Regions from separate parts of the Homo sapiens genome. Here regions 1, 3, 4, 5, 6 and 7 are each linked to region 2. The links are chromatin contacts, found by Hi-C or POLR2A ChIA-PET in ENCODE. All regions are on one chromosome and are shown on one strand. Each heading gives the region's core, a stretch centred on a gene start or an enhancer-like site at or near the end of the contact. The rest is flanking DNA. Distances are from core to core; before and after follow the strand shown.

Region 1 (2,700 bases), core at 133-2,632, 920 kb after region 2:
TGGCCTCAAATTTTTGGCCTCAAGCAATCCTCCTGCCTTGGCCTCCCAAAGTGCTGGGATTACAGGCATGAGCCACCACTCCCTTATACAGCCTTTCAAAATGGCAGGTAGAGAAAACAATGCATATGATTCTTCTTCAAAATATCACTGGGATTCAACACAAAAGAGCATATACTGTATGACTCCACTCATGAACTTCTAGAAGAGATAAAAGATCAGTGGTTCCCTCTGCAGTGTGTTGGAGGAGAGGATTAACTGGGAAGGGACCTGAGGGAGCTTTCTGGGGTGAGGTTGACAGTGCGTATCTTGATGGGGTAAGGTGACAACATGTAAGCATGTGTCAAAATTATAACAAAATGTATGCATTTTACTACAAGTAAACTACCTCAGTGAAAATCATTAGAAGGCAAATATATATACATTTACACAAAATATATATAAAGTATAACATATTTATATAAAATATATATAAAATATGTATATGTATATATTTACCTGTGTGCATGTATTTACATGTGTGTATATACTTACATATCACAGGCTATACACACACACACGTACACACACATATGATTCATAGGTATGTACAGTCTCTTATGGAAAGCTGTAAGTCTTAAGAAAAACTAGGCCAGGCGTGGTGGCTCACGACTGTAATCCCAGGCCGAGGTGGGCGGATCATGAGGTCCGGAGATCAAGACCATCCTGGCTAACACGGTGAAACCCCGTCTCTACTAAAAATACAAAAAATTAGCCGGGCGTGGTGGTGGGCGCCTGTAGTCCTAGCTATTCAGCAGGCTGAGGCAGGAGAATGGTGTGAACCCAGGAGGTGGAGCTTGCAGTAAGTCGAGATTGTGCCACTGCACTCCAGCCTGGGCAACAGAGCAAGACTCTGTCTCAAAAAAAAAAAAAAGAAAAGAAAAACTAAAAGCCACTTTGATTTGGGCCTTAAGCTTTAGGTCTGAAATGAACTTGGAAAGCTTGTTCAACCTCTGTTCTTCAAAACAAACGAACGAACAAACCATGCTCTTCAAATGAGTAACTGACAGGATGTGCCCCACCCAAAGTCTCACAGCAAATCAGCAGCAGAGCAGTGAACAGTCCCAGACTTTCCCAGTCCTAGCCTGGGATTGGTTTCTCTGGTCTGGACCAGTGCCAGAAAAAGTAGATAAAACAGAAGACCATTGGTGATTTTATGAGCTAATTTCATTTAAACCATCAAATCTAGAGCTAAATAGTACCCCCAACCAAGCCCAGTCAAAAACAGGAGACTAACTTTCAAACAATAAAATGTATTTACCTTCATGAGGCTGAGTTGAAAATTTCCACTCCATTAAAATGACAGACTTACTACCCCATGCTTACCCTCCCTGCCCATATACAAATATCTAAATGACTGGCAAGAGGCTGTGAGCTAAATAGGAAGACATGTAAGAGTCATAAAACTGAGTCACTGTGGGACCTTGGCAAGTCTCCTACTGTGATACAGTAAGAAATATATATTTGGTCTTTGTCCAGGTTCCTGGCACACCTCACCCAAAACCCCTGGAATCTCCTGAGAGATAAGTGTCTTTTGTATGCTAATGAGATTGGGGCTCCCTAGCCAGAAAGACCAAGGTACATTTCAGTGTTGGAACTTTTAGCCGTACCCTCATCCCACCTTACCTCCGGAAAGGGGAGAGGGACTAGAGGTTGAGTTATTCACCAATGGCCAGATTTAATCACTCATGCCCACATAATGAAACCTCCATTAATACCCCTAAACGATGGGGTTCAAAGAACTTCCAAGTTGAACACATAAAGGTGCTGGGAGGCTGGCACAGAAGTTCTCTGCCCCTTCCCCACACCTTGCCCGATGAATCTCTTCCATTTGGCTGTTGCTGAGTTATATCCTTTGTCACGAAAATGTAAGTAAAGTGTTGTCCTGAATTTTGTGAGCCATTCAAGCATATGATCAAACATGGGGAAGGCATCACGGGAATCCCCAATTTATAGCCGGTCATGGGAAGTACAGATGGTAACCAGGAACTTGTGACTGGCATGTGAAGTGGGGGCAGTCTTGTGGGACTGAGCCCTTAACCTCTGGGGTCCGCACCAGCTCCAGGTAGTTAGTGTCAAAACTGAATTCAATTGTAGGACATCCATTTGATATCAGAAAAAAGACAAAAACAACAAAAAAATCCCTGCACATTTGCTGTCAGAAATGTCATACATCACAGACACCCTCTCTGGCCTTGTTTCCACAACCTGCAAAAATTAGAGGGTTGGACCAAATACCACTAAGACCCTTTCAACTAGAGTCTTCTGATTCTTTGAATTGCTGGTTTAAGAATTTCCACAGTTAGCATAGGAGACTCTCGCTCTCTGGAAGCCACTAGCAAATTCAGCTTTCAAACCCCAAGCAACATCATTTCTCAGGCCTCATTTCCTATTTCGACTAATGACGTGCCAGAAATCTGTGTGATTTCTCCTTTGAGGAGCAGCAAAAAAAACTCCACAGTGTCCTATTACAGGACCCAGTTCTTGTCCCCAGCTCTCAAAGACAGCCCAATTCTCTGAGATGAAAGAATCAGTCTCTCTCCATTACACTCAATTTTAAACCAAAACCCGAAACAGAATTTTTGACATGCCTCCCAGACTACAAGGCTTATGCTTCATTAATGATTAAAAGAGCAGCTGGTGATGTCTTAAAAGCAAGTTGGT
Region 2 (2,700 bases), core at 1-2,500:
ACCAGATGATCCGTGGAAAAGTACACAGCTCTGGAAGCATTTGCTACTTCTCCTCCTAAAACCTCCTCCATTCCCTGAGCGACAGCTGCTGTGGCTGCCACTACCACATGCTCCAATGTCACCTCCTCCGTGAAGGCTGGGTTAGCTCACCCCCCTGTTTAAAGACTCACCATGACTCCCAGCTGCCAGTGGGATGACATGTGCACGCCTGGGCTTGGAATACAAGGCCTGGGTGATAGAGCCCTCTTCCAATCCCTCTTGCTCCTTCTTCCCCTATCTCCACTTCCAGCCACACTCAACCCTCTCACTGTCCACTTAAACTTCCCCTCCTCCTTGAAGCCACCCGAATTTTTCTAAAGAGCGCATTTCTCCCCTCTCTGGGCTCCTGCAACCTTCTGCCTGAGCCTTTGACAGCCTTTTCCAGGTTGTCTTTTGGCCAGGAGGCTGGACAATGGAGGACGGGAGTGACAGCTCGGCCCCTTCCTAGCAGAGTGATCCTACACAAATTACTCCAGGTGTCTGACCCTTCATTTCCTCAAGCACATCATGGGGGAAAGAATGCCTAGCTCAGCACCTGGCAGAGAGTCAGCCTTCGCTCATCTCCCCTAATGGAGCTGACAGCTCTTCAAGTCCGCTGACATCTTCTCTTAGTCATCCCTTGAAATACTACCCGCTGTTACTTCTCTGCTCCTCAGTCTCCTCCTATGTAAAATGGGGATGAGAAAGGAGAGGTTGCGAACCTTTAATGAGCGAGCCCTTGGAGTATCCAGCCCTTCCCGACGCTAACTGACTCCTACGAGGGGGCCTGGTACACAGTAGGTGCTAAACTAATCCTCTCCGAGCTGGGCTTGGGGAAGATGCCTCCGTTGGGTGTACAGCGTGGGCGCGGGAAGGCGAGCCTGGGAGCGAGGGGGTTGCAGAGAGGCAGCCTGAGGTCGGCTCCGCCTTCCCCCGCATCCCCCGCCCGGGCCCTGCAGCTGTCAGCCCGGCCGGCCTCGGCGCCAGTCCACCAAACCTGAACGTCCCATGCCGGCGCCCCCACCTTCCCGGCCTGCACAACTTACCTTGCGCTCGGCGGCCCTCGGTCCCGCCCCCGACTGCCATTGGCCCAGAGGTTCCTTTGTTAGCGAGAGCGCGCCAACCCCATTGGCCGGTGGGGCTGCCGATCGCGTCGGGCGCGGCCCCGCCCCGTACGCCCCGGCACCTCCCCGCGCCCGGCCGCCCGCCCGCCCGCCCGCCCGCCCGCCCCCGTAGTGCGTGAGGCGCTCCGGTCCCATTTGCAGCGGCCGCGGGGCGCCGAGGGCAGCTGCGGCGGCGCGGACGAGCCGGGACGGCGGCGACCGGAGCCTGAGAGGCGGGCCGCAGCGGGAAGCAGCGGGCCCGAGGCCGCGTCCATGGGCCCGCGGCGGCCGGGCGGCGGCGGTGCGGGCGGGAGCTGGGCGTCGCGCGCGCTGTGAGGCCCGGGCGGCTCAGGAGCCTCGGCGCGTGCAGCGAACCGCCCGCCGGGAAGGAGGCCGGGCCGGGCCTGCGGCGGGGCCGGCGAGGGATGCGGCGCGGCCGCGCTGAGCCCCTAGCCCGCCGGGAGCGCCAGGCCGGCCAGGCCTGCGCCGCCGCCGCCGCCGCCGTCGCCGCCGCGCCGACCATGTCGGCAGCCAAGGAGAACCCGTGCAGGAAATTCCAGGCCAACATCTTCAACAAGAGCAAGTGTCAGAACTGCTTCAAGCCCCGCGAGTCGCATCTGCTCAACGACGAGGACCTGACGCAGGTGAGCGACTGGGGCCGGCCCGGACACCTCCGTTCTGGGAGCCGCGGGTCGGCGGCCGGGGCGCCGCCAAGGGCTGCAGGGAAAATAAAAATGGAGCAGGGAAATGCGCGAGTCCTGGGGCATGGGGACGGGGACGGGAAGTGCATTGACAGAGCTGGGACAAAGGGAAAATCCTCGAGTATGCCGAAAAATAACATCCTTTCCCGTTCCCATTGCCCGGCTGTGTGATTCATGCTTTTTGGGTGACTCAAAAGTGCCTGGTTTCGCTTAGTAGGAACAAAGCGCTTAGGGATTGCATGCCGCTTGACGGGACCCCCCTGAGATTCTGGCTTGGGACTGGACTTGGATTTGTCCAGCCAGAGTGGCCCAGGGGTCGGATTGTTGGGGAGGACTGTGGGCTTCCGTCTAGTGGGACGCAGCCTGCCCCGATTCTGAATCATCGTCACTGTCAAGCACTGGAGAGAGGTGAAGGGGTGTCCAAATCTGGCGAGGAGGGTCTTGTTCTTGAACTTAGTTTGGCAGGCCGTAGTTTAGCGGGGAGCTGGGACCAGTTCCCTGGTCACTGGCCGAGGGGTGAGGAGACCTGTGGGTCCTCGGGAAAGTTGATTTCTGTCTCCCAGCCTTAACTGTCAAACAGGGCTTTGAACTAGTTATGACTCCCAAACGTGCATTAGAGTCATAGCCATTAAACACAGAGTTCTGGGGCCCCCGCCCTGGAGTGACTGGGGAGATGGGGAATTTGTATTGATGAAAGGCTCCAAGAGGCTTGGCTGCAGCCCCCATGGCCCTTGGGAACCCCTGCAGTGATTGCTGTTTGAACTCCTAGTGTTCCAGGATTCCGAGCCTTGTGTGCACCTCCTTGGGATGTGCCTCGGTACCCTCCCCACGGCCATCATCTCCATCCTCTTCAGAGCTTTCTCTCAGCCTCCTGAATG
Region 3 (2,700 bases), core at 12-2,511, 750 kb before region 2:
CGTTATTTTAATGAACGCTTTTAGCCTGGCTTGTTTCCTGAACATTAAGGTCTAGGGCGGGACTTCGAGTTTGGGGCCTTTTCCAGAGGTATTAACACTGTGTTTGCTAAATACACCCCAGGGAAGGAGTCGTCGGGCTTCTACGAGTCACACTTAAAAGACTGGCAAGAGTTGGCTTCTTCTGTTGTGTTCTTAGCTTCCAAAATAGTAGTCTCTCCTCAGAGCCAGACGCGCAATGCCATCATGTTAATGAGGTGCCTCATGTGCTTCAATAGCCACTGACTGATGGTACCCCGAACCTGCCTGGATTCCTCACCTCTTCCCCTGCCCATCTCTCCTTCCCGCAGCAAACTGCTCATCCTGCAGCAGTCCGAACCTCTGCCTCATTGGCCCTAAGCTTCCTAAGGGAAGGGACCATGACTTGTATTCATGTTTATATCCCTAAAACTCAGCCCTCTGTTTGGCACATAGTGTGTGCTTAGTCCAGATCACTTAAATGTACAATGATTTCATTCTCTCGGAGCCCCGCTCTGGTGGTGTGGGTCCCTGGGGACCCCTCCAGATGCCTTTCTCCAGCCATGGCTGCGCAGGCACCGAGAAGCCGCAGGCTGGTTCCAGCTCACAGCCTCTCGCCTCAGGCCCACACTGCTCCTCCTGCTGTCTGCCCCAGGGCTTGCGATTGCCCGGGGGTCCCCAAGCGGGCTCAACTCTGAAAGATTAGAGAGCTAACAGCCTATGGAGATAAATACTTCCTTCTTTATCTTCCTGGGAAGATGGACAGTTGTAAGATGATTTTCTTACAACTTTCAGACAGTCCTGTGGGAACACACAGCCAGTGCCCATAAGTAGGGCCACATCAGTAGAGCATCCCTGCTTCCCTGCCTTCTCCATCTGTCAGTGGCTTCTGCTCCTGGGGTCACAGTCCCCAATAAAGTACACACTAAGCCTTCTTCCTAGGGGAGCTGAGACTCGAATACATTCAGAGCCCTTTAAGAAGTTCTCTCACAGACTTATTTTTGTTTTCAAAATTCAATTCCTCTAAATATATTTCTGTTCCTCTTTCGTCTAAGTCTCATTCTTTTTGACTGAGAAGTCAGAAGCAAAATTAAAGTTTAGTGACTAGGGTTTTTTTGTCCTGTTATACGTTGACATTCCTTACCGTGGGTGTATCTGTGCTTTCTTTGCTCTTACTCTGAACATGCCCAAAAAAACTCTTGTGTTATCTTTAGCATATTTCATAAGCCACAATTCAGGAAGTTAGAGAAATTGCTCCCTGGTGCAGAGCAACAGAACTGCCGACCTCTTTCCACTCCAATTGCGGTGAAAGTGATATCTCTCTGCCTGAGCTGACGTTGGCCTTTAGGCTTCTCTAATTATTTCCTTAGGTTAGATTTCTAGAAACACAGGGTCAAAGGGCACAGATATTCACATATAGGCAAGTTACCTTCTTCTTGAGATGTAGCAATTTAAACTCATAACAGCAGTACATAACAGTGCCCCTTTCTCTGTGTCTTTCTCCAACACAGACATCTTGCTTTAATTTTGCATTTATTTGATTCTTTCTGAGAAGCAGAAGGAATATATGTTGGCCGTTTGCATTTCTTCTTTTCTAAATTACCTGTTTTCTTTCCTTCCTTCCTTCCTTCCTTTCTTTCTCTTTCTTTCTTTCGAGACGAAGTCTCACTCTTGTTGCCCAGGTTGGAGTACAGTGGCTCAGTCTCGGCTCACTGCAGCCCCCACCTCCCAGGTTGAGGCTATTCTCCTGCCTCAGCCTCCCGAGTAGCTGGGATTACAGGTGCCTGCCACCACGCCCAGCTAATTTTTGTATTTTTAGTAGAGATGGGGTTTCTCCGTGTTGGCCAGACTGGTCTTGAACTCCTGACCTCGTGATCCACCCGCCTTGGCCTCCCAAAGTGCTGGGATTACAGGCGTGAGCCACTGCGTCCAGCCTATTACTATTATTCTTTTTTTCTTTTCTTTTTTTTCTTTTTCTTTTTTTTTGAAACCGGAGTTTCGCTCTTGTTGCCCAGGCTGGAGTGCAATGGCGCGATCTTGGCTCACCGCAACCTCTGCCTCCTAGGTTCAAGCAATCCTCCTGCCTCAGCCTCCTGAGTAGCTGGGATTACAGGCACGCACCACTGTGCCCGGCTAATTTTGTAGTTTTAGTAGACACAGGGTTTCTCCATGTTGGTCAGGCTGGCCTCAAACTCCTGACCTCAGGTGATCCGCCCACCTCAGCCTCCCAAAGTGCTGGGATTACAGGCGTGAGCCACCACACCTAGCTAAAAATTCTTTAATAGGTCTCTTTAATGTTTTAAGTAGTCCTAGATTTCCCCTGTGAACCATCTTGAAAGTTTTGCCTTTTATTCTCAGTTCTCTTTTGCTGGCTTCTTATCAGGAAACACCACCTGACTGATTTGAGATGTAAAGTGATGGAGTGCAAAGACCACAGGTCTCTGTATTCAAAGGTCTAGGTGCAAGGTACAACCTTACCGGATATTTCAGAGCTTGTCTTTTATAATTTTTGAGCTGAGAAGGTCAGGTGAGATAAACTGTATGGACTGGAATTCTGATTTGAGATGTAAAGTGATGGAGTGCAAAGACCACAGGTCTCTGTATTCGAAGGTTTAGGTGCAAGGTACAACCTTACCAGATATTTCACAGCTTGCCTTTTATCATTTCTGAGCTGAGAGGGCCAGG
Region 4 (2,700 bases), core at 104-2,603, 1.0 Mb after region 2:
TATAACCTTTTGCAATGAACAGTGAACATCATTCAGGTGGGCCTTTTTCTTCTTTAATTGAGCTTCTCTACCAATACATACAGGTGGGTCTTAAAGACAACCGTGCCTCCTGCCTCCAGCACAATAAAACTAATTGAATGGTGGGAGGGTGTTACTGCTCTTCATTCACTGAAATGAGTCATTCTCACTCTTACCCTGACACCACTCACCATCAGCAATGAAAGAGCCACTACTTCTAAGCTTCATCAGAGTTGGAGGTGGAGGTGACTCCACAGTCAGAGGTGGAGGTGTCAATTTCTATTTAGGAGAGAAGGCTGCAGATGGCAGAGGTTGTGGTAGGAGGGAAAGTCAGGAAACCTGCAGCAGAAGTGCCCGGGATGGAGGAATGAAGGCCCAGGTTCTAGGTCCCTTCTGGGCAGGTCTTGTGTTGGGCAGTGGAGACACGGAAAACAGTCAGACAGACACCACAAACCTCTGAGAGAGTCTGCCTGTAACCCAGACGAAGTCCTGATTCAGAGCCCAAACTTCCCCTTTTGAAAACAAAGATGACACCTGCTTTCCTTATTAAAGGGAGGGCAGCCATAAGCTTTGAGAAAACCTGCACAGGCCAAATATCAATTACTGTATCGTGCGTGACTCGCTGTTCCCTCTCGGGTCGTCTGCCCTTGTCTGGGCTTCACTTTCTCATCTGTAAAAAGACCTGACTGGCCTGCATAACCTCATGAGCCTGAACCCTGCCTCAGTTACTTCGCTTTGCACAGCCGAAGCCCGAAGCCCACCTTACCCCAGCTCGGCCCCAACCCAAAAGAACATGTCATGGTCTTACCTGTCGGCGGGGCGTAAGCCCGGGCTGGAGACGGGATGGTTGGCCCCGGACTCATAGAAGCGCTGGGGCCACCCGCCGGCCGATTCAGGAGACGGCGTCCCCCGTCCCGCAGCCGGAGGCAGCTCCTCCACATCGCGCCCGAGGGTCTGGGAAGATGCGAGACGCGAAACCTGGAGCAGGAAACACAGAGCGATGGGATCCCCAAAGCCGCACGGTCGGGCTGTACGGAAACCTCTCAACGCCTCCTCAGAGCCCTCAACCTCCCTTGGACGCCGCCATCTTCCGCATGACACCTACGGCGCGCCGTCGCCGCCGCGCGCCTCCTGCGCACACCCCCAGTCAATCAGCATCACAAACGCACCTCGCCCCGCCCCCTCCACGCCGCGCCTCGGCGAGGAGACTACAAGTCCCAGCGGGCCGCTCGCGCACCGCGCCACGTGTTTTCTCCTCCCGCCAATGGGCGGAAGCGCCGCCTGAGCCTGCTCCCGCCCCCCAGGCTCGCCTGAGCCAATCGGAAGGGGCGGGGTGTGTGTGTGTCTGTGTGTGTTTGTGTGTTGTGTGTCTGTGAGTGTCTGTGTGTGTGTATGTGTGCGCGAGGGCAAGTCGGGAGGGGGACCCAGCTCAGGACTGGGAGGCCCTGCTCGCAGGTCCCTGGGTCCCGGTGGCGGCCGGAGCGCTTGCTCCGCAGGCAGCGGGCGGGTGGTCGCCCCTCCCGCCCCCACCCCGCGCGTGCGCGCCCCGGCCTCTCCCTCCCCGCCACCCTCCTCGGCTCCCGCGCGGCGGCGGCGGTTCCTCTCCCACTCCCCCCAGCCCTGGCTCCGGGGGACCCCGCGATGCCGGTCCGCACCGAGTGTCCCCCGCCGGCCGGTGCCTCCGCTGCCTCCGCGGCCTCACTCATCCCGCCGCCGCCCATCAACACCCAGCAGCCCGGCGTGGCCACCAGCCTGCTCTACAGCGGCTCCAAGTTCCGCGGCCACCAGAAGAGCAAGGGGAACTCGTACGACGTAGAGGTGGTGCTGCAGGTGAGCGCCGGGCCGGGCCGGGGCCCGAGGGCCTCCTCGCGGCGCTCACGGGCCGTGCCCGCTTCGGCTCCTCGACCCCGCAGCCGCGGAACAGGCCCTCGCCGCCGGGGCCTCCTGCACCCGGCGCTTCCCACCCGGGACCTTCCCAGCCTGTGTCTCACACTCTCCGAGCCCCAGCCCTGACCTGCCCCTTCGGACCCAGAGCCCGTCGTGACCGGCTCCTGGCGGACCCCGAACACTCCCAGACTTGAAGCCCGTGACCGGCCCGTCTGGGATCCGGAAGCCCCTCATGACTCGGAGAAGGCCTGGGTCCTTCCTCCCCATGACCTGTCGTCCCTAGATCAGGGACTGCCACCAGCCCTTTTCAGACCCTGAAGAACTCTCCATTGGTTTCACCAGACTTGGGACCCTCCCCATGTCTGGGCCCACGTCAGATTCTCTCAGACCTGAGACATGTCCTCCTGCCCCTTCCTCAGTTCCAGGAATCCGCAGACCTTGGGGTCTTCCTCCTCCTGAGATCTCCTTAGGAGGGCTTCATCAGACCCCCAGACGGGGGAGCACCTAACCCGCAACTGATTGGTCAGGCCCTGGCCTCACCTCAAGACCAGGCACTCACTCCCTGAGTGCTGCTCACAGTCTGTTGGGATGTTGCCTCCTGGGTCCCCTGTTCCACTCACTGCTTCTGTCTCTTCATGGTCCAGGCACCCAGCTCCTTCCAGCTTCTCCACCCCCAGGCCTCCTGCCCCTGCTCTGGGACCATTTGCAGTCTTTTCCCAGTCTTCCTGGCCTCTATCCAGACTTCCCCACCCCATACCTTCGTCTTGCTCGATCCTGGTTCCAGGGGACCCTCTT
Region 5 (2,700 bases), core at 151-2,650, 640 kb after region 2:
ACCAGGATCTAATGAGACCATGCACAGAAGGGGCACAGCAGGCCTGGGACAGAGTGAGGGCCCCCCATCTATCACAATACCTTATTTTGCAGATGCAGGATTCACTTGTCCCAGGTCACCCACAAGCTCTGATGCCTTGACCAGCTCCCCTCTGCCCTACCAAAGGACAAATGAGGGAGGCTTCGATGGGGCTGTTAATGGGGTCATATCCCACAGACCCTAGAGCCTGGGTGGGGCTGAGAGGCTTCCCAAGCAGGTGGCAGTGAGCTCCCACCTGAGCTATGGCAAGTAGAGACCTAGGCATGAAATTGCTCCGAGGTCTGTACCTTAAGTTTCATGCAAGGACTCTCTCATTCAACATGCCTCTGTTTAAAGTCTGCCAGTGGCTACCTTCCTTGCACTAGAATTGCAAACAAATTCCTCACTGAGCTCTCTGCAGCCCTGCAGGCTCTGGCCCTCCCGATATGGCTCTGACTTCAATGTGCCCATTACTTGTCCCCTTGCTGACGGCCTCCTCACAATTCCACTTACTCACCAAGTTCTCTCCTGCCTCAGGACCTTTGCACTTGATGTTCTTTCTGCCAATGATGCTCTTCCCAGGAGGGCAGGCCCCTGTAGTCCCAGCTACTCAGAAGGCTGAGGTGGGAGGACTGTTTGAGGCCAGGAATTCAAGTTCGGCCTGGGCAACACAGCAAGACCCTGCCTCTAAAAGAACAAAATGCTCTTCCCAGACTCTACCCATGGCGGTTCCTCTTGCTATTTAGATCTTTGCACAGACAGGCCTCCTTCTCTCTCCCCCAGCCAAGGAGCCCTAGCCGTCACTTCACCTGCTAATTTTCGTCCTAGCACTTACTGCTCTAAAATTATCTTCGTCATGTATCTAAGCATTTGTTTGCTGTCTGTCTCTTCCCACCAGGATGCCAGCTCCACGACAGCAGGGACCGCATTGTCTCTGCTGATTCCTCAAGACTCAGCAAGGTGCCAGGTGCCCAGTAAATGAAGTTTACATGAAGCCAATGGAGTTTTGAAATCGAAAATGTTTCTCAAACTGCAAAGAAGTGGGCACAGGTGAGGGCTAATGGTGGGGTGAGGGTGGGGGCCTGGCCTGACGCTGGAAGCTCCTGTACGCAGGGCGCTAGTGTCCTCCCAGGCCGCACCGGGATCCCACCGCAGAGGCCCCCTCCCGCAGGCCGGCCAGCGGGCGGGGGGCGCGCAGTGGGGCGCGCGGACCGCCAGGGGGTGCTGTCGGGGCGCGCACGGCCCACCTGGCGCCCGGGGCCGCGAGCGAGCGCAGCCAGGCCGCCCGGGAACTTTTTTCCTCGCGCTCTTGCTCTCCTTCTCCCCCCGCGCGTCGCCCGCCCGCCCGTCCGCTCGTCCGCTCTTCCTGTGCGGAGGGGATCGCATTCCTCGCGGCACCCGCGGACACCAGGCAGGCCCGGCCGGGTGCGCGGCCAAGGCCCGCTCCCCGCGTCCCCGGGCGCCGCCCCCGCCCGCGGCTGGGCTCCGAGAGACGAGTGGGAGAGCGAGTGCAGCGAGGGCGAGAGGCGAGCCGAGCAGGCCGCCCTGCCCGCGGCCCTAGCGCCGGCGCGAGGAGGGGGCGCCGCGGCCCACCCTCCTTCCTGCCTGGCCGCGGGCCGGCCGGGCCGCCGCGCCCCGACCCCCATGGCCACCCAGGCCTCCGGGCCGCGAAGTCGCAGCGCCAGACCCAAGGCCCCCGAGTGAGCGCGGGCGCCGAGGTGAGCAGCGAGCGCCGGGGCGCGGGGGGCGCAGTGTATCCTGCCCCGGGGCGGGGGCGGCGCGAGGCGTCGGGATCCTAGGCCGGGTGATGAGCCGAGGCGGGTTCGGACGCCGAGCGCGCGCGCTGGGTGGAGATGTGGGGTCCGCGGGGTCCTTGCTTTGTGTGGTGTGGGGGGTGCGCGAGGTCACCGGATGGACGTCTGGGGAGCTGCAGGGTGGGGGCGCCCTGCGCCGCGGCTGAGGGTCTTCTGGGGGATGTGCGGCCAGCTGAGGTCGGGTGGGGGCATGGGGGCGCGAGGGGCGAGTGTGGCAAGGGATCTGCTTGCGCCGAGGCGCGGAGTCTTTGCGGAGCGTGGGGTGGGGACGTGGGGTGCATTCGCGGGGCGCCGGGGGCGGAGGTGAGCTTTGTGAGTGCGTCCGAGGTGGGGGACGGGGAGCTGACTTCCCCATGCGTGACCCGGGCCCGGCGTGGCCATCGCTTGGGAGTCAGGGCCGGCGAAGGCCGTGCGTGGCGAGATGGGTGCTCGGGCTCTCTGCGGTGTCCCTACCCGGGCAGCGGCCCCGGGGCCTGTGCGCAGGCCCCGAGGCCGGGCAGGAAGCGGCCCCCGCGACCTGGGGAGCTCTGTAGCGGCCAGGCCCGGGAGGCACGGGCCCTTCGGGGATGACGTCACGGGCGGGGGCCCCGGACACGCGAGCCTTGCGCCCCACAGACGGCGGCGCAGCCCGCCGCCCTTTTCGAGGCCGGCCCCCCCTCTCACGCGCCTTGAAGGCAGGGAACCCGGGAGGAGGACATGGGGGCCGAGTGCGGCGGGGACAAGGGGTGGCAGGACGCGAGGGTGACATTTGGAGCCTGGTCGCGCCAGGGGCCTCCGTGGTGGGGCGGAGGGGAAGCGAAACACCAGCCAGGCCCTAGGCCGTCGCGGCCCCAGCTTCCTGGGGCGCCCGTTTTCCCGGCTAGCAGTT
Region 6 (2,700 bases), core at 104-2,603, 630 kb before region 2:
TCCTGACCTCAGGTGATCCACCCACCTCAGCTTCCCAAAGTGCTGGGATTACAAGCGTGAGGCCTATTATAATTGATTTAAATCTAAACAGTCATTGTGGCTAGTGACTATCTTATTGGATGGCGCAGGCCTAGAGTGTAATGTGCATGACAGGGTTGCCATGAGTGACGGATAGCGATGGAGAAGGGCATCTGGACTTTGAGGGCTCATGGTATGGAGTTTGCATTTTATTCCAAGCACCATGGGTGAGGTTTTGTGATTAAGTCAAGGCGTTAGGTGACCTGGTTTTCTTTTTTTTTCTTTTTTGACACAGAGTCTCGCTCTGTTGTCCAGGCTGGTGTGCAGTGGCACAATCTCAGCTCACTGCAACTTCCGCCTCCCAGGTTCAAGCGATTCTCCTGCGTCAGCCTCCCAAGTAGCTGAGATTACAGGTGCCCACCACCATATCCAGCTAATATTTGTATTTTTAGTAGAGATGGGGTTTTGCCATGTTAGCCAGGCTGGTCTTGAACTCCTGACCTCAAGTGATCCATGCACCTCGGCCTCCCAAAGTGCTGGGATTACAGGTGTGAGCCACTGCGCCCGGCCCTGGTTCCCATTTTTAAAAGGTCACTTCAGTTGCTATAAGGAGAAATGGATTATGAGTGTGGGGCAAGAATGAAGCAGGGAGACCAGTTTGGAGGTGGCTGCAGTTGCCCAGGGGAGCAGTGATAGTGGCTTGGACCACTCAGAAAGACAAATTTTGGAGGAAGAGCTGATGCCAGGTTTTGGGAGTGAGGGAGAGAGATTCCTAGGGCTACTTCGGTGGTGGTTGGGTCCCCAAGCTCCAAGACTGAGTCCAGACCAGGGCCCCGTTGGTGGTGAGGTCTGATTTTAGCAGTGCGTGCCCACCTCCTTGTCTCCACCTGCTGGCTGGTGCTTGGAGCACCTTTAGGGGAACTTTAGCCATCAGAGTCCTGGGGTCAGGAGGCTGGGAGAAGGTCCTGGGAGGTGGGAAAGTCCCCCAACTGCTGGGTGGATGGGTGGGTGGGACTGTGTTCCCAGGGGCATCTGCTGGGCTGAGCCTCTCCCTGGGGGCTGTCCACATCAGCTTTCTCCCCTGCCATGGGTCAACTCAGGCCCATTTATGGGCCACACGGCTGCTTGGAAGGCATGTGGTGGAGAAGGGGAGGAGATAGCTGTCAGTGGACTTGGGGAAGAATCCCCCATCCATGGCAGCTTCCATGGGTGGCAAGTCCCCAGCATCCAAGGGCTGCCTCTGAGTGTCACCCACCCCCACCTGAGACCTTAGTGGCTAGAAGGGGGAGGGGTGGGGGTGGAGCCTGATTCGCAGCAGGGTGTGTCCAGATGGTCAGTCTCTGGTGGCTAGCCTGTCCTGACAGGGGAGAGTTAAGCTCCCGTTCTCCACCGTGCCGGCTGGCCAGGTGGGCTGAGGGTGACCGAGAGACCAGAACCTGCTTGCTGGAGCTTAGTGCTCAGAGCTGGGGAGGGAGGTTCCGCCGCTCCTCTGCTGTCAGCGCCGGCAGCCCCTCCCGGCTTCACTTCCTCCCGCAGCCCCTGCTACTGAGAAGCTCCGGGATCCCAGCAGCCGCCACGCCCTGGCCTCAGCCTGCGGGGTAAGTCGGTGGGCAATGCTGGGGACGTTGGAGGGGGCCGGGTCTCCAAGCCTGACAGTGAATGATGGGGTGGGGAAGGCCTAGTGGGCTCCTGGCTTCTACAGCCTGGAGCCAGGGTCTGTGTGGGGCTCCAGCACCCTCTCCCTGGACCTCCACACCCCTTCCTCTGCTGCCAGGGTGGGTGAGGGTCCCAGGAGGTGGGGTGGGGGCTGGACAGACAACTGTTGCTGCTGGGGCTTGGGAGTCTAGGGCTGGAGGAATGGGCCAGGGTTTGGTTGGGGACACAGATGGGCTAAACGGTATGAAACGGAAAGAGCACCCTTCTGCCCCAGTGTGTGTAGAAAGGGTGGTGGGTCACATCTGCAAACTGAGGCAGCCAGGCAGCTCCCCACCTCCCATGTTTCCATGGGAAAATACCCCACCCGGGTCCCCAGGGCCTGGTCCCAGCCTACCCTCTCCACTTCCCTCTGCTGGTGCCGCTCCTCTCTGCTCTCTGCCCCCTGCCCCCTGCCCCCTTCTCCACCCTTCTGTCTCCTTACCACTCTTTGACTCCTTCTTCTTTCTGATCCTGCTCACTGGGCCCATGAGGGTTCCCCAACCCTGACCGAGGCCCCACCCTTGCCAAGTGATGGAGGCTGTGGTTTCAGTTTTCCTGTGAGGGTGAGATTGTGCTGTTTGCTGAGCTTCCTAGGCCAGCCTAGGGCCTGAGGCAGCGTGGTGGAGAGAGCCTGGGCCACAGGCTAGGGGCCTCCCTCCCTTCGTGAAGCCCCCAGAGGCCCTGAGGCACACAAAGGTAGTATTCGATGCCTTCAGAGCTGAATCAGACTGAAAATATAGACAGACCCTGAAAGGCTTTGAAAACGGAAGAGGAACGTCATGGTAGACGCATGGTGTCAGATCCGGCTCTGCCAACAACTGGCGACCTTGGGAAAGCCACTCCCCCTTTCTAAGCCTTAGTAGTCTTGGCAGCAAAATGAAGGGTTTGATAGTCTAGTGGTTTTCCCAGTTATTTCTTCTTAGAGCTCCCCTTCTTTGGCGAGGGGTTGAGTGACTGGCCCCATCCCAGTCATCGCACTTTTATCTG
Region 7 (2,700 bases), core at 64-2,563, 710 kb after region 2:
GACCCTCTTCAGAAAAATGTGCTTGTCCACACACACTTCAACTTTGCATTGGATCTCAAGGTCTCATACCTGGGCTGGGTGGTCTGTAAAGCAGGGGAGACCTATTTGGGGAAAGGCCTCCATGCTGACACTCACCTGAACCTAGGGCCAAAGTGTATGGTTGTACAAGTTGTACATTGTACAAGGATCCCTGGAAGAAATCGAGCCACTGGCCAGCTGTGCAGCCTGGCACCTGGGGTGTCTTCCTGTTTTGTACAAAGGCATTTTATGCCATTCGCCTAACCCAATCTTTTTTTTTTTTTTTTTTTTTTTTTTTTTTGAGACAGAGTTTCGCTCTTGCTGCCCAGGCTAGAGTGCAATGGCGCGATCTCGGCTCACCGCAACCTCCGCCTCCTGGGTTCAAGCAGTTCTCCTGCCTCAGCCCCCCGGGTTCAAGCAACTCTCCTGCCTCAGCCTCCCGAGTAGCTGGGATTACAGGCATGCGCCACCACACCTGGCTAATTTTGTATTTTTAGTAGAGACGGGGTTTCTCCATGTTGGTCAGGCTGGTCTCTATCTCCCGACTTCGGGTGATCCGCCTGCCTCGGCCTCCCAAAGTGCTGGGATTATAGGCATGAGCCACTGCGCCCAGCCTCCCTAACCTGATCTTTAATTCCCCTCCTGCCTCCCATGACAACTCAAGTTAGTGGCACTAGTAAAGTTACAGAAATTATGTGCCTTAGCCATGGGAAACCGGCCCTCTGTAAACTGTTATTAAAGCCATAACAAATAATATCCGACAGCCTGTACCTACTAGTGTTCAGTTCCTGGTACTCCAGAGCCCTAAGCGTTTTTGGGCAGTGGTTGGGGGGCTGCCACCAGGCCTCAACTTGGGTTAGGAAGATAGGGCAAGGGTGCAAGGCCCGTCTCTGCACAGAGGGTGGGAGAGAGGAGTAACTACATAGTAGGTGCTTGGTAAGCACTTTCCCAGTCTACATTCATTGGGTCCATTTTATAGATCAGGAAAACTGAGGCTCTGAGAGGGCTGGTAATTTGGATTAGAGAAGGCCCACCTGTCTGGAGCGGCTTTATGAACACAGGCTTTGGAGTGCGACAGCGGGGAGGTCAGGAGAGGAGAGGAAATAGCCATAGCTGTACCCCCACAACATTCACACCATGCCTCCCCCTGAAGGCTTTGCCTGACGTTTGGACTGTTTAGAGGGCTCCTCTGAGCTCCCACAGCCTGAGCCTTCCTGTCACGGTGCTGCCACCCTGGTTTAGCAGGCCTGTTTACACACTGTCACCCCAAGAGCCTGGCAGCACCCCAGTGCTGGACTGTGAGCCCTCCACACAGGGCCCAGCGCATGGTGTGTAATACAGCTCTATGGAATGCTGAGTGGCTGATTAAGTGGGCTCTAGCTTCTGGCAGCTTTGCTCCCTGGGTGGATGGGGCGGGAGTGATGCAGAAAGGAGAGGTGTAGGCCTAGAGTTAGGAGGGCAGGGAGAGCACTGGGCACTGGAACCACTTGGCAGGGTGAGTTGGCATTCCCTGTTTGCCACGACCTTGGGGTCACCCTCACCAACTTGCCCCAGCTGGGCCTGACTGAAGGGCAGGGGGCCTGGACATTGGAGCCCAGGGAGGGCAGAGGGTGGTAGACTCAGGAGAGAGCTCTTTGTTTGGGGGCATTTCTCCAGCAGAGACCCTTAGTCCCTCCAAGGAGCATGTCCTCCTCCATCAGTCAGTGTCCTAGCCAGCAGGGGTGCGTCCCCCCAGATCCTTCCCTGCTTATCCTATCCTGGGCCCAGCCATGCTTTCTCCCATGGGGTCATGTCATCCTGACCCTCAGATTTGGCTGGGTCGCCCCAGGGCTCTCTGACAAAGCCCAGCTCCTCCCCTGGCACCCAGCATCCCTCAGACCCGGCCTACACCCTGTCAAGCCCGCCTTCTCTTCACCCCAAGGCCTGCCGTGCCTCACAGCTTGGGCAGGGCTGTACCCTCTGCACACATCACCCTTCCCTATCCCCAACCCTCTCCCTTTAGTGATAAATCCAGCTGGCCGCTCTTTGCAGCTCACCAGGGACCAGTGTCCCCAGTGCGGCCCTCGGTGCACCCAGTCCTTACGTGAGCCCTAGCCACCATGGAAAGCCAGGAGGGCCTGGCCAGCCTCCATGTGGGGTCTGGTTGGTTATTGCAGGGCCTGTTGGGACTGCCTGTGTCCCTGTTCCCCTGGGACAGGAGTTCTGGAGCCTGCGAAACTTAAGCATCCATCATGGGACCTGGCACGGGGGTGCCTGGCCACAGCAGGAGTGAATGAATTTTTTTTTTTTTTTTGGAGACAGAGTTTTGCTCTTGTTGCCCAGGCTGGAGTGCAATGGTGTGATCTCGGCTCACCGCAACCTCTGCCTCCCAGGTTCAAGTGATTCTCCTGCCTCAGCCTCCCAGGTTGCTGGGATTACAGGTGCCTGCCACCATGCCTGGCTAATTTTGTATTTTTATTAGAGACAGGGTTTCTCCATGTTGGTCAGGCTGGTCTGGACCTCCTGACCTCAGGTGATCCACCTGCCTCTGCCTCCCAAAGTGCTGGGATTACAGGTGTGAGCACTGCACCTGGCATGAATGAATTTTTTTATTTTTGGAAACTCCTTTGAAATAGTGTGTTTGCTTTCCACTGTCTTGTTCTTCACCTTTACCTCCCTTACGTATAAAGGTAGATGCAGTCA

What was found. A loop is a pair of places that touch in the nucleus more often than their neighbours do. ChIA-PET counts read pairs that join two places held with the same protein, here RNA polymerase II (POLR2A). Pooled maps may share reads with other maps.
Region 1: a pooled map shows a loop between it and region 2 (2.8-fold over the local background). The contact joins the enhancer-like site here to the promoter of MPRIP in region 2. A Hi-C loop is called at or near these places in 2 of 50 pooled maps. POLR2A ChIA-PET finds 5 or more read pairs at or near these places in 2 of 52 experiments (AG04449 and OCI-LY7).
Region 3: a loop to region 2 is called in a pooled map, with 6 times the contacts of the local background. The contact joins the enhancer-like site here to the promoter of MPRIP in region 2. A Hi-C loop is called at or near these places in 1 of 37 single-sample maps with no recorded cell type and 5 of 50 pooled maps. POLR2A ChIA-PET finds 5 or more read pairs at or near these places in 1 of 52 experiments (activated B cell).
Region 4: a loop to region 2 is called in a map of CD4-positive, alpha-beta T cell, with 21 times the contacts of the local background. The contact joins the promoter of GID4 here to the promoter of MPRIP in region 2. A Hi-C loop is called at or near these places in 2 of 168 maps with a recorded cell type or tissue (B cell and CD4-positive, alpha-beta T cell) and 8 of 50 pooled maps. POLR2A ChIA-PET finds 5 or more read pairs at or near these places in 1 of 52 experiments (activated CD4-positive, alpha-beta T cell).
Region 5: a pooled map shows a loop between it and region 2 (4-fold over the local background). The contact joins the promoter of RAI1 here to the promoter of MPRIP in region 2. A Hi-C loop is called at or near these places in 1 of 168 maps with a recorded cell type or tissue (CD8-positive, alpha-beta T cell) and 6 of 50 pooled maps.
Region 6: a loop to region 2 is called in a pooled map, with 10 times the contacts of the local background. The contact joins the promoter of TRPV2 here to the promoter of MPRIP in region 2. A Hi-C loop is called at or near these places in 1 of 37 single-sample maps with no recorded cell type and 5 of 50 pooled maps. POLR2A ChIA-PET finds 5 or more read pairs at or near these places in 1 of 52 experiments (HEK293).
Region 7: a pooled map shows a loop between it and region 2 (10-fold over the local background). The contact joins the enhancer-like site here to the promoter of MPRIP in region 2. A Hi-C loop is called at or near these places in 1 of 37 single-sample maps with no recorded cell type and 8 of 50 pooled maps. POLR2A ChIA-PET finds 5 or more read pairs at or near these places in 1 of 52 experiments (activated CD4-positive, alpha-beta T cell).

What each region holds. Positions count from the first base shown.
Region 1 is chr17:17,957,194-17,959,893 of GRCh38, forward strand. The region is part of intron 1 of TOM1L2 (target of myb1 like 2 membrane trafficking protein); the gene reads right to left. Among named protein-coding and RNA genes, the nearest start is that of TOM1L2, 14 kb to the right of the region's middle. RefSeq lists a silencer at 1,101-1,150. Within about 2 kb of position 1,383, at least 22 of the 41 ENCODE cell types and tissues checked have a DNase peak (open chromatin) inside an H3K27ac peak, as active enhancers do.
Region 2 is chr17:17,041,207-17,043,906 of GRCh38, forward strand. MPRIP (myosin phosphatase Rho interacting protein) reads left to right here and starts at 1,251. Exons shown (of 24, transcript NM_001364716.4): 1 at 1,251-1,765. The coding sequence starts at 1,643. LOC124903938 (a long non-coding RNA gene) reads right to left here and starts at 1,119. Exons shown (of 3, transcript XR_007065644.1): 1 at 1,065-1,119; 2 at 575-702. RefSeq lists a silencer at 816-1,275 and an enhancer at 1,938-2,700.
Region 3 is chr17:16,286,555-16,289,254 of GRCh38, forward strand. All of the region lies in intron 2 of PIGL (phosphatidylinositol glycan anchor biosynthesis class L), which reads left to right. Among named protein-coding and RNA genes, the nearest start is that of MIR1288, 5.9 kb to the left of the region's middle. RefSeq lists enhancers at 1-178, 1,263-1,392, 1,653-1,702, 1,723-1,772. Within about 2 kb of position 1,262, at least 26 of the 41 ENCODE cell types and tissues checked have a DNase peak (open chromatin) inside an H3K27ac peak, as active enhancers do.
Region 4 is chr17:18,038,055-18,040,754 of GRCh38, forward strand. It overlaps GID4 (GID complex subunit 4 homolog), which reads left to right and starts at 1,354. Exons shown (of 6, transcript NM_024052.5): 1 at 1,354-1,848. The coding sequence starts at 1,411. ATPAF2 (ATP synthase mitochondrial F1 complex assembly factor 2) reads right to left here and starts at 1,114. Exons shown (of 8, transcript NM_145691.4): 1 at 827-1,114. The coding sequence starts at 959. RefSeq lists enhancers at 773-842, 853-902, 1,043-1,152, 2,303-2,362 and silencers at 1,263-1,352, 1,363-1,952.
Region 5 is chr17:17,680,058-17,682,757 of GRCh38, forward strand. It overlaps RAI1 (retinoic acid induced 1), which reads left to right and starts at 1,401. Exons shown (of 6, transcript NM_030665.4): 1 at 1,401-1,736. RefSeq lists silencers at 1,122-1,631, 1,662-1,801, 1,862-1,941, 1,953-2,125, 2,112-2,700 and an enhancer at 1,442-2,043.
Region 6 is chr17:16,414,218-16,416,917 of GRCh38, forward strand. It overlaps TRPV2 (transient receptor potential cation channel subfamily V member 2), which reads left to right and starts at 1,354. Exons shown (of 15, transcript NM_016113.5): 1 at 1,354-1,616. RefSeq lists enhancers at 1,185-1,304, 2,255-2,324, 2,585-2,634 and a silencer at 2,025-2,144.
Region 7 is chr17:17,753,903-17,756,602 of GRCh38, forward strand. The region is part of intron 2 of RAI1 (retinoic acid induced 1); the gene reads left to right. Among named protein-coding and RNA genes, the nearest start is that of RAI1-AS1, 11 kb to the right of the region's middle. Within about 2 kb of position 1,314, at least 6 of the 41 ENCODE cell types and tissues checked have a DNase peak (open chromatin) inside an H3K27ac peak, as active enhancers do.